2 separate regions of the Homo sapiens genome follow, and region 2 is linked to region 1. Evidence: chromatin contacts called from ENCODE POLR2A ChIA-PET data. All regions are on one chromosome and are shown on one strand. Each heading gives the region's core, a stretch centred on a gene start or an enhancer-like site at or near the end of the contact. The rest is flanking DNA. Distances are from core to core; before and after follow the strand shown.

The links. ChIA-PET counts read pairs that join two places held with the same protein, here RNA polymerase II (POLR2A).
Region 2: POLR2A ChIA-PET joins it to region 1 with 11 read pairs in activated naive CD4-positive, alpha-beta T cell. The contact joins the promoter of LINC01983 here to the promoter of TMEM44 in region 1. POLR2A ChIA-PET finds 5 or more read pairs at or near these places in 2 of 52 experiments (activated T-cell and activated naive CD4-positive, alpha-beta T cell).

The regions. Positions count from the first base shown.
Region 1 is chr3:194,629,872-194,636,094 of GRCh38, reverse strand. It overlaps TMEM44 (transmembrane protein 44), which reads left to right and starts at 2,676. Exons shown (of 10, transcript NM_001011655.3): 1 at 2,676-3,016. The coding sequence starts at 2,880. TMEM44-AS2 (TMEM44 antisense RNA 2) reads right to left here and starts at 3,167. Exons shown (of 2, transcript NR_186047.1): 1 at 2,928-3,167. RefSeq lists a silencer at 2,478-2,907.
Region 2 is chr3:195,857,919-195,864,141 of GRCh38, reverse strand. It overlaps LINC01983 (long intergenic non-protein coding RNA 1983), which reads left to right and starts at 3,738. Exons shown (of 2, transcript NR_134939.1): 1 at 3,738-3,869. TNK2 (tyrosine kinase non receptor 2) reads left to right here. Exons shown (of 16, transcript NM_001382273.1): 16 at 1-778. RefSeq lists enhancers at 3,304-3,826, 3,827-4,351.

The sequences.
Region 1 (6,223 bases), core at 1,427-3,926:
TTGTTTTGTTTGTTTGTTTGAGACAGAGTCTTGCTCTGTTGCCCAGGCTGGAGTGCAGTGGCGTGATCTCGGCTCACTGCAACCTCTGCCTCCCAGGTTCAAGAGATTCTCCTGCCTCCGCCTCCCAAGTAGCTGGGATTACAGGTGCCTGCCACCACACCCAGCTAATTTTTGTATTTTTAGTAGAGACAGGGTTTCACCATGTTGGCCAGGCTGGTCCGGAACTCCTGACCTCAAGTGATCCACCCGCCTCAGCCTCCCAAAGTGCTGTGATTACAGGCGTGAGCTACCGCTTCCAGTACTTTTAATAGCCAAAACCACAATTACTTTTGCACCAATCTAATACCATCAAATTAGTGATTAGATTTCATTTCTCCTGAGAGGTTATAACTTTGTTTTGTTTTGAGAGACCGGGGTCTCCCTATGTTGTCTAGGCTGGTCTCCAACTCCTGGGCTCCACTGATCCTCCCACCTTGGCCTCCCAGAGTGCTGGGATTACAGGCATGAGCCACCTTACCAAGCCAAATCATAACTTTGAAAACACAGTGAACCACTAAAATAGTGTAGCCACTTTGGAAAATAGTCTGGCAATTCCTCAAAACATTAAACACAGTTACCACAGATCCCAGCAAGGACACTCCTAGGTATATACCCAAGAGAGCATGAAACCTGTGTCCACACAAAAACTTGTGCACAAATGTTCAGAGCAGCATTATTCATAATAGCCCAAAGGTGAAAGCAATCCAAACATCCCACTAATGAGTGGATAAACGAAATGTGGTATAAAAATACCCATACCATGTATTATGATGAGCCATAAACAGGAATGAAGTACTGATAACACGCAGCAACATGAATGAACCTTGAAAACATGCTAAGTGAAAGTCACAGAAAGGTCATATAGTGGATGATTCCATTGATGTGGAATGTCCAAAATGGGCAAATCCATAGAGACAGAAGGTAGATTTGCGATTCCTGGGCTGCGAGTGTTGAGGGGAGTGGACAGTAACTGCCAGTGGGCCGGGTTCTTTTCAGATGGGGGTGATGAAAATGTTCTAAAAGTAGACAGTGATGTTGGTTGCACAACGCTATGGATACACTAAAAACTGCTGAATTGTACATTTTATTTTTTGTTTTGTTTTGAGATGGAGTCTTGCTCTGTCGCCCAGGCTGGAGTGCAGTGGCGCCATCTCAGCTCACAGCAATCTCCGCCTCCCAGGTTCAAGCAGTTCTCCTGCCTCAGTCTCCCGAGTAGCTGGGATTACAGGCGCCTGCCATCATGCCTGGCTAATTTTTGTGTTTTTAGTAGAGATGGGGTTTCACCATGTTGGCCAGGGTGGTCTCAAACTCCTGACCTCAAGTGATCCACCTGCCTCGGCCTCCCAAAGTGCTGGGATTACAGGCGCGCACCACCATGCCCGGCTAATTTTTGTATTTTTAGTAGAGACAGTGTTTCACCATGTTGGCCAGGCCGGTCTTGAGCTCCTGACCTCAAGTGATCCGCCTGCCTCAGCCTCCCAAAGTGCAGGGACTACAGTTGTGAGCCACCGTGCCTGGCCAGAATTGTACATTTTAAAAGTACTATGTAGGCTGGATGTGGTGGCTCACACCTGTAATCCCAGCACTTTAAGAGGCTGAGGAGGGCAGATCACGAGGTCAGGAGTTTAAGACCAGCCTGGCCAACATGGTGAAACACCGTCTCTACTAAAAATACAAAAATTACTCGGGTGTGGTGGCGGGCACCTGTAGTCCCAGCTACTTGGGAGGCGGAGGCAGGAGAATTGCTTGAACCTGGGAGGCGGAGGCTGCAGGGAGCTGAGATCGCACCATTGCATTCCAGCCTGGGCAACAGAGTGAGACTCTGTCTCAAAAAAAAAAAAAAAAAAAAAGACTATGCTTATGGCATATAAATAATATCTAAATAAAGCTGTAGTTTTTGAAAATTAAAAAAGATTTTTTTTCTTTTTTTCAATCCTGCTCCTTCTATAGAAATATTGTTTTCAAGTCATGTCTTGCTTTAAACAAACCTACTAAAATCAATAAGGAGATTTAAAAATTACAATAATAGTTTACTCTCAAGAAAAACAGCCCTGTGTACTTGAACTGTGCGGTGTGTGGCTGGACAGGAGGCGGCCGGTTGCAGAGATAACCAGCTCTTGGCTGCGGGGCCGTGGGCTAGGATGACATCCAGGAGCAGGGCTTGGGCGACTGCCTGGGGGCGGAGGGTGCCGTTGGCAGCTTCAGAAAGGAGAGTGAGAGGCAGATGTGGGGGTATTTGTTCTCCGGCACGTTTGTTTCCTCCTTCCTGGTCTTGCACCCCACCCTTTTTACTGCGCCCTGTCGGCGATCAGGACCACGCCCCCTTCACCTCGGGATCCCAGCACCCATGCGCTTCAGCAGCGCAACTAATTGCTGTTGGCTCAGGAAATGTGGACAATACGCAGGAAGGGACGCCGTGCCTTACAGCGACCGGCAGGGACTCGGCCGTCCGCGAGCCCAGCCGCCCGCCCCGCTCCGGCCAGGATGTTGGAGGTGGGTGACCGCGAAGAGGTCGGCGGGGGGCGGGGGCCGCAGTCTTTGTGCGCGCGCAGCTCCCGGCTCCCGCCGCTGGGGGGCGGCCTCCGCCCTGCCGACCCCCGACAATAGCGCGAGGGGTGGGGAGCGCGCGGTCCCGGAAACTTTTCCCCGGCGCCTTCGCCGCCGCCGCCCGCGCCCGGGAGCGCGCCCTTCTCTGCCCGCGGTCGGTGCGCTCGGCCGGAGGCGCCGCGGCGGAACGGAACCCAGAGAAGGGCACGCGGGGCGGCGGCGCTCGGGGCTTGCCCGCGGCGAGGGAGGCTGCGCCCAGGTCCCCGGCCCCGCGCCGCGCGCCCAGCCGCGCCATGGGGGAGGCGCCCAGCCCCGCGCCCGCGCTCTGGGACTGGGACTACCTGGACCGCTGCTTCGCCCGCCACCGCGTCTGCATCTCCTTCGGCCTGTGGATCTGCGCCTCCTCCTGCTGGATCGCCGCCCACGCGCTGTAATGGGGCCACGGGTCGGGGGGCTGTCGGGCGGGGAAACGGGCGCCAATCCCCTGCTGCTCCCTCTCGGAAACCTAGAGGAGGGGGCGGAAAGGGGGATGAAGGAGATGGCTCAGTAATAGGATCCAATGGAACATTGCTCTGTAGACTGAAGTGGGATCTTCTTTCCGGATCCCACGCACAGGGAAGCTGGGCTGTGAGCCAAAGGGAGGAGGCTGGGTGGTGCAGCGGATGGGGCCCCGAGGACACCGCGAGCCCTGGGTGCTATTGTCAGCCCTTCGCCATTGACTCGCAGTGTGACCTGGGCAAGCTCCAGAACCTCTCTGGGCCTCCTATGACCGGAGATAATACCTCATAGGATGATGGGAGGATTCGATGAATCAGTACCGTTAAAGCACTTAGTAAATGCTCATTAAACATCATTTGTATTGCTCCAGCTAGGCCACCAACTCTTAGGACCTTGGCAAGTCCCTTGATGTTTCTGGCCTCAGTTTACCCAAAGTCCTCTTAGGTGGGAAGGGAGGTAGTGATATGATCCAGCTGGCCTGTCTTTGCCCTGGTCTGTCCAGCACCTGGACTGGTTTGTCCAGATGCCCACGGTAGCCTAAGTTCTAAGAGTGAATCTCCAGGTCCTCAGCCGCTCTGTCCTAGGCATGGAAATCCACTAGCAGTGCTCAGGATGGTGCCGCCCAAGCATTCCCTGGCAGGGGAGAAAGGACCAGCACCCCTGGGAGAGGTTAGAACTGTCTCCCTGTAGGCACTCAGTGGATATTCTCCTAAGGCGTTTGGTCGTATTGCAGAGATTCTGCAGCCCCACTACCCAGTACTGCAATACAAATAAAAAGACGCCTAGAACATTTACTGTAGGCCCAGTGTTGCATTCATTAACTCATTCAATGCCTGCCACTCACAATATCAGCACCAGGAGGTAGGTGCTGTTACCCCCACTTTCTGTAGGGAACCCTGAGGTTCTGAGAGGTTAAATAACTTGTCTGAGTGAAAGGAAAGAACCAAAACCCCAGATCCTATTGGAAAGGGGCAGGCTGGTAAGAGAGATTAAACTGTTCAGATCAGAGGCTGGAAACTAACAAGGCGCTGGACACGCATTATCCTTTTGTTCCTCACAGTTGTCCTCAGACCAGCACTGTTAGGCACTTTGCCAACCTTGGAGGGGTTAAGAGTGAGCCTCTGCTTCTCACCCTGCCTGGGATCTGGACATACCCATTTGTTTTCAGGGCCTTGCCATCCCTGAACCTCCCCTGCTCCCCTTTCTCTTAGAAGAATGTGTCTTCGGAGTGGTGTGTGGGCTGGGTTAAGGTCAGCTGGCACCCTGGCCCCAAGAGCTGGGGAAGTGGCTGAGAACAACAGGGTACGGAGCAAAGCCCCCGCGTGTGAAGCCAGAAGACCACCATTAACTCACCTTCTCACCAGAGGCCTCAGTTTTGTCCTCTCAAATGGGAGGGTTGATATAAATTATTTCTAATTGGGGTCCGCCTCTGGGAGTCTCCAATTTAAGAATCTCCACTCCTTGGTCTTCAATTGGTTTTAGGAGCCCAGGGCCCAGACTGAAGTTGATGTTGCCACTGTGAGCTTCAGGCTTGGGCCAGCAGGTCAGGAAATGTTTAGAAAGCCAAGAGCCCTCTGTACTCATCCACCATTCCCAAGGACAGGCGCTCAGAATCAGCTAAATCGTCCTAAGGATGTGGAATGAGCACCACCCTCTGCTGAGTGGAAATGAAGCCAGCGCTGCCACCCTGTCTCGGTGTCTCCAGAGAAATGTAGCAAGGAGGCAGGTACGACAATGTATTTCAGAGGCCCTATCAGTGACGCCGATAGAAACAGCCAGCCCCTTCGGAAGGCAGGTACGACAACATATTTCAGAGGCCCTATCAGTGACGCTGAGGGAAACAGCCAGCCCCTTCGGGAGGCAGGTATGACAACGTATTTCAGAGGCCCTATCGGTGACGCCAATAGAAACAGCCAGCCCCTTCGGGAGGCACGTGCGACAACGTATTATTTCAGAGGCCCTATCAGTGATGCCGACGGAAACAGCCAGCCCCTTCGGGAGGCAGGTACAACAGCGTATTATTTCAGAGGCCCTATCAGTGATGCCGACGGAAACAGCCAGCCCCTCCAGGAGGCATGTGCGACAACGTATTTCAGAGGCCCCATCAGTGACGCTGACGGAAACAGCCAGCCCCTTCGGGAGGCAGGTACGACAGCGTATTATTTCAGAGGCCCTATCAGTGATGCCGACGGAAACAGCCAGCCCCTCCAGGAGGCACGTGCGACAACGTATTTCAGAGGCCCCATCAGTGACGCCGACGGAAACAGCCAGCCCCTTCGGGAGGCAGGTACGACAGCGTATCATTTCAGGGGCCCTATCAGTGACGCCGATGGAAACAGCCAGCCCCTTCTGGAGGCAGGTACGACAGCATACTATTTCAGGGGCCCTATCAGTGACGCCGATGGAAACAGCCAGCCCCTTCGGGAGGCAGGTACGACAGCGTATCATTTCAGGGGCCCTATCAGTGACGCCGATGGAAACAGCCAGCCCCTTCTGGAGGCAGGTACGACAGCATACTATTTCAGGGGCCCTATCAGTGACGCCGATGGAAACAGCCAGCCCCTTCGGGAGGCAGTACGACAGCGTATTATTTCAGGGGCCCTATCAGTGATGCCGACGGAAACAGCCAGCCCCTTCGGGAGGCAGGTACGACAGCGTATCATTTCAGGGGCCCTATCAGTGACGCCGATGGAAACAGCCAGCCCCTTCTGGAGGCAGGTACGACAGCATACTATTTCAGGGGCCCTATCAGTGACGCCGATGGAAACAGCCAGCCCCTTCGGGAGGCAGTACGACAGCGTATTATTTCAGGGGCCCTATCAGTGACGCCGATGGAAACAGCCAGCCCCTTCGGGAAGCAGGTACGACAGCGTATTATTTCAGGGGCCCTATCAGTGACGCCGATGGAAACAGCCAGCCCCTTCGGGAGGCAGGTACGACAGCGTATTATTTCAGGGACCCTATCAGTGACGCCGATGGAAACAGCCAGCCCCTTCTGGAGGCAGGTACGACAGCATACTATTTCAGGGGCCCTATCAGTGACGCCGATGGAAACAGCCAGCCCCTTCGGGAGGCAGTACGACAGCGTATTATTTCAGGGGCCCTATCAGTGACGCCGATGGAAACAGCCAGCCCCTTC
Region 2 (6,223 bases), core at 2,489-4,988, 1.2 Mb before region 1:
ACCTGAGCCTGTCCGTCCACCAGGAGTGGGGAGATGCCCCCATCCAGTCCTGGAGGACCCGCTGCTCCTGCTGCTCCCGGGGATGGAGCAAGGCCAAGGCTGCGGGAGGCTGGGAGCCCTGCCCTGCCCATCCCTCCTGCACCAGCGCTGTCCCTGCACACTTTGGTTCAGTCCCGGTGCCCCTGCCAAGATGTGGAAGGGGCCGGGTGAAGACAGGCTTGAGGGCTGCCCCAGCAGGCTCTGGGTATGACCTGCCTCTGGCCCTGGTCCTGGGCGGGGCCTGTGGGTGGAGTAGTACCCCCAGGCCCTGCCCTGGGTGACAGACTGGGAGGAAACCAGGCTGGACCTGGGCAGGCGGGATGTGTTGGCCACAGGGAGAGGCGGACCGGCACCCGGTGGGACCTCCTAGGACTGGGCCTTCTTCCAGGGGGCCCCTGGCAGCAGCTGGGGTGTCGGGCAGAATGTGACTTGTGGCCTTACCATGGACTTGAATGGGACTTGGCTGGCCTCAGGATCTTGTGCCTGGAAATAGCCTGAGGTGGCTCAGGAAGCGGAGAAAGGGTGCCAGACCATTCTCTGGCGGGGACCAGGGCCCAAGGCCCCAGGGCTGGAAGGAGACCAAGGGGCAGCCGCCCTGGAGGGACATCAGTGCTTCCTCTTCCACCCAATTCCCCCACGCGGTTCCATGTTTTCCCACCAGCCTGTTGGCGAAGTTGCTGCTCCGGCATTCAGTACCTGCTTCTTCCAGAGAAATAAAGTTAGTTTCTATTTTATGTTACTTACTTGTGCCTGCCTGTTTCTTTGCCTGTTAGTCAGCAAGCTCCAGGCCCCAAGCGAGGCTCCCCAGGCCACCAGCATCTGCTCCGGGCAGCAGGCCTTGTAGCACCACCTGGAGGCAGCGGGAGGGCGCGCAGGCCTGGACACCGGGAGGCCTCTTCCCTTACACGGCCGGCAGCGGGGCCAGAGTCCCCGCCGGTCTGGTCAGTGACTTTCACACTGCCTGGATTTCACTTGCCGCGTGGACTTCTGTAAGGCAGGATATATACTGCAGGAGAGAGTACAGCAACCCAGTTAAATAGAACCAAGCCAGAAATGTTAGCAACAAGGAACCCTTCAATATGTTAGGTATTTTAATTGCTTTTCTGAATAACTCATGTTCATACGGTTCAAAATTGAAAAGGCACTGAGGAGTGTACAGTGAAATGACTGGGTATCACCCACCGCGGCCGTCCACTTCCCCAGTGCAGAGACGCCTGTATCACCAGTTTCTTGTGTAGTGCTTGTTTTTGTTTTTACTTAATAATATTTTGAAGAATTCCATAGCAATACTGAACGTGCTTCCCCATTCTTTTTTTTTTTTTTTTTTTTGAGACAGTTTTGCTCTTGTTGCCCAGGCTGGAGTACAGTGGTGCGATCTCTGCTCACTGCAACCTCTGCCTCCCAGGTTCAAGCAATTCTCCTGCCTCAGCCTCTGAGTAGCTGGGATTACAGGCACGTGCCACCACACCCAGCCAATTTTTGTATTTTTAGTAGAGATGGGGTTTCTCCATGTTGGCCAGGCTGGTCTCAAACTCTTGACCTCAGGTGATCCGCCTGCCTCAGCCTCCCGAAGTGCTAGGATTATAGGCATGAGCCACCGCGCCCGGCTGGGCTTCCCCATTCTTTCGGGTTGCGTGGATGCACGGGTGTACCATAACCTACTTAACTGGGTTCCTTTTGATGAAGGGCAATTTTAGTTGCATCCAGTCCTTCGCAATTACAACCATTGCCTCAGTAAATTGTGTATGTGGGCTGTTTTTCACTCGCACGTCAATCTGAAGATGAGTTCCCAGCAGTGGGACTGCTAGGTCAAAGGGCGTGTGCCATGGCGGTGGGTGGTGCTGAACCTGCTCTCAGCGGAGGGACATTCTCAGTTGTCACACCACCTGTGCAAGGGAGCTTTCCATGTGTTAAGGAGTTTTCTGATCTTTGGCAGACTGACTGGTAGAAAATAGTGTTTCTATAGTTTTAATATGCATTTCTCTTACGAATAAACTCAAAAATAAGTTGAGCCATTTGTATTTCCTTTTTAATGAGTTGCCTATTAATATCCTTGGCCCATTACAAAATGTTAGATTATTCATCGGTTTCTTACTGCTTTCCAGGAAATTACTGGATCAATCAAGGAAACTAGCTCTTTGAGCTTCACATATGATCATGTGAACTTTAGGAAAAGAGGTAAATCATAAGAAAGTAAGCTTAATGACTCGGGTTTATTGAAAACAAAACAGAGGCCATTCAGGGTGAGTCTGGGCCACGTGTGTGTCTGGCTGTAGGCTGGCCTTCGTGGGTAGGCCCCGAGGCTCAGAAGTTCTGAGGCCTGGGAGCTTTGCATATGCCGTTTGCAAAGGCAGGAATTCTATTATTTTAACTGTGATTTAAAATACCTAGTCAAATATATCACAAAAGGGAACAAGTTTTTTTTTTTTTTTTTTTTTTTGAGACGGCATCTTGCTCTGTTGCCCAGGCTAGAGTGCAGTGGTGCAATCTCGGCTCACTGCAACCTCTGCCTCCTGGGTTCAAGTGATTCTCCTGCCTCCGCCACCTGAGTAGCTGGGACCACAGGCGCACACCACCACACCCGACTAATTTTTGGATTTTTAATTTTTGGATTTTTAGTAGAGATGGGGTTTCACCATACTGGTCAGCCTGGTCTTGAACTCCTGACCTCATGATCCGCCCGCCTCGGCCTCCCAAAGTGCTGGGATTACAGGCGTGAGCCACCGCATCCAGCCAGAACAAGTTCATATTAAGTGAGTGTTGAGCATTGCTGTTAGACCTGGATTTCATTCCTAGCTCTGTTTCGTCTTAGAAATGTTATTTCACCTTTCTGAGTCTGTAAACTGATGGAGTAATTCCTGCCTTATAGAAGGGTTGTGAGGACTGACTGAGGTTGTGAAGGTGAAACATTTTGCTTAGAGTATGGGCCACAGTCAGTTCCCACCAAACAGTAGTTATTATAAATGTTATTTCCCCGTGTTCCTGCCTGTTTCTATTAATCAATAGCTCACATTATACACTGACCACACTCTGCGCATAGAATTGTGTTTTACTTTTCTCATTTTCCTTCTGTTTCAGAAAGTTTATTCTTTTGCTCACAATTATCCTATTTATAGATCATAGGTGTTTTTACTTCATTTTAAAAAACACATCAATTTTTTGTAAGCAATCCAGATGTGTGTATGCTTTACAAGCATTTAAAAATCTGTTTCAGAGCCAACACATCCAGAAAGATTTTTGCAGGGGGCAGAGGATGTCAAAGCAGCTCGAGGTTTCTCAGGGGAGCAGGGAACCCAGTGTACTTTTCCTGCCAGACACACAGTTCCCTAAACCCTGGGTTTCCTGCTATGTTTTTCTTGCTTCTAATCGGCCTGCCAGCTTTTCCAGCATCTCCTGGGTTTACTGAAAAGATCTTAAGTTGGGAAGTTGAAACGCTGACCCAGGTGTGTTTGCCAACAGGCAGAATCAACAACAGGCAGAATCAACAACAGGGAGAATCAACAACGGAGAATCAACAACAGGGAGAATCGACAACAGGGAGAATCAACAACAGGCAGAATCAACAACAGGCAGAATCAACAACAGGGAGAATCAACTCAGTGGGGAGGTGTCGGGTGCTTTTTGTGTGTGGAGCCCTGATGAGGAAACACAAGCCAAGTAGAAACAGTCCGTGCCCCAGATGGGTCCACAGCCTTTGGGGGACTGTGACAGCATCACGGCAGGACGGGTGCTCTGTAATCGTTACGCACCAGGTGTCTTGGGAGCAGAGGAGGTGGCTCCCCACAAGGTCACGTTGTGCTGATGTGATGGGTGAGAACGGTGAACGCCAGGTAGGGACGAAAGCGCTGCAGGTGGAGGGCCCTGCAGCCGAGGCGGCGGGCACGAGCCGGCTTGTCCCAGGCACTGAAGTTGGCAAGGCCAGAGCGCATCCTTTTGTTGTTTTGGGGGTGGGTTAGAGGCGGCTCTCGTGATCCTGGCGCGTGAGGCAGGCCTGGATCATGAGGCTGCTGGTGTGGAATGCTGAGTTCTTTTGACTTTGTAGACAAAGGAAGACATCAGGAATAGCCAGAGGGGTAGTGGGGTTGCATCTGGGTGCTCAGGATGGGGCTGCTTGAAAGCGGCTGGCGGCTCCACTGCAGCCACAAAAGGAGGAAAGGCCTAGTGCGTCTCTCCCTGCGGACAAAAGGTTTCCTTAATTGGAAGCAAGTTCATTTGTACAGAAACTGCATTTGGAGGTTGGAGGAACCTCCAACTGCTGGAGTCTTTGTCGAGAGCAAGGGTTCTTGAAGGCCAGTCCAGGGCCGCTGCCGGTCTAGAGTTAAGTTTTCAGCCACCTGAGGTGAAATGATAAGAACTGCAGGACCGAGCTTTTCTTAAAATGAAAGAGATTCCGTTTCAAGGACGGTCTTTATTTGGATGTGTCTTCCTGAGTTCTTGGTACTGAAATGGCTGTTGTTGCGTAGTGGTGGTGGTGGTGTTAGGCGGTAACTGTGTCCCCCGTGCCCTGTCAGGATGCCCCTCACCAATGACTGCTATTTTAATGATCCCCGAAGTCCATCTTGAGGACCCGGGGCCAGAGAGCTTTCGTGTTAGGCAGCACCACCTGTTGGCAAAATGTGGCATTGCAGGCCCTCTGGCTAAATTTCAGAGTGGGAGGGATGAGATTGTGTATTCATTGCCCAATAAATCAATTAATTCCAAATCTGCTGGCTCAAGCCCATGGGTGCTTAAAGGGAGTCAGCCCAGGGAAGCTGGGAGGGGAAGGAACTGGGTCGCCCGCCATCTGGAGCCAAACGGGGACCAGCCAGTATCTAAGGTCAGGAAAGGAGACGGGTGGAGGGCTCTGAAAAACACCACGCCTGCACCTGGGCCAGAAACCTGCGGCTCTGGGCTAGCTGGAGGGAAGCTGAGGGCTGGGAGAGCGGGCAGTCACTCTCCAGCAGAAGTCCTCGCATCACGTCACTCCATTTGGGAAGCCTCAGTTCCACTGTATTAAAAAAAAATGTTTTTATGATTGTTATACATGCTCTTTGTTGACTTGGACCATTCAGAAGAGCGCAGTGAGAAAATTAAAGACCCAGAAAGCCACTTAAAATTTTGATATATTCCACTTTTTTTTGTGCACATATATGTGTATTACGGTTTTATAAAATAAGGTCATCCAGCATGCAGGGTTTCCTTAAGGTTTATTTTTATCTTTATTTTATTTGGTTTTTTGTTTGAATCAAGGTCACTCTCTGTCACCCAGGATGAGTGCCGTGGCATGATCATGGTTCAGGGTGGCCTGGAATTCCTGGACTCAAGCGATCGTCCCACTTAAGCCTCCCAAGCAGCTGGGGTGACCGGCGTGCCCCACCACACCTGGCTAATTTTTTTATTTTTTTATTTTTAGTAGAGACGAGGTCTCACTATGTTGCCCAGGCTGGTCTCGAATTTCTGGACTCAAACAATCCTCCCGCCTCAGCCTCCCAAAGTGCGGGGATTATAGGCATGAGCCACTGTGCCTGGCCAGTTTTCTGTATCTTTAAATTCATCTTCTCAAAGAATATTTAAACACTACCTAGTTTTTATTCTGTGGATAAACTCCAGTTAACACATTTTGTTAATGTTTTTTATCTTGTAACTGTTCATTTATTTAGAGACAAGGTGTCCCTCTGTCTCCCAGGCTGGAGTGCAGTGGCTCCAGCTCAGCTCGGCTCACCGTACCTTGATCCTCCAGGCCCAAGGGATCCTCCCACCTCAGCCTCCCAAGCTGTGAGAACTACAGGCAGGCGCCACTATACCCACATAGTTTTGTTCTTTTTTTTCTTTTTTCTGTAGAGATGAGATCTCACTATGATGCCCAGGCTGGTCTCGAACTCCTGTGCTCAAGTGATCCACCCACCTCGGCCTCCCCAAAGTGTTGAGATTACAGGCGTCAGCCACCGCACCCAGCTGTAACAAATTGTTTTAATAAATAGTGCTAAAAGGTTTTCCAGAAATATTTGGCTCTCTTATTAAAATAAAACATAAGTTTTGAGTTTTTTTATGAAAGAAAATGTACTCTCTCTCTCTCTCTCTCTCTCTCTCTATATATATATATATATATATTTTTTTTTTTTTTTTTTTTTTTTTTTTTTGAGACAGAGTTTTACTCTGTCACCCAGACTGGCATGCAGTGGCCCGATCTCGGCTCACTGCAACC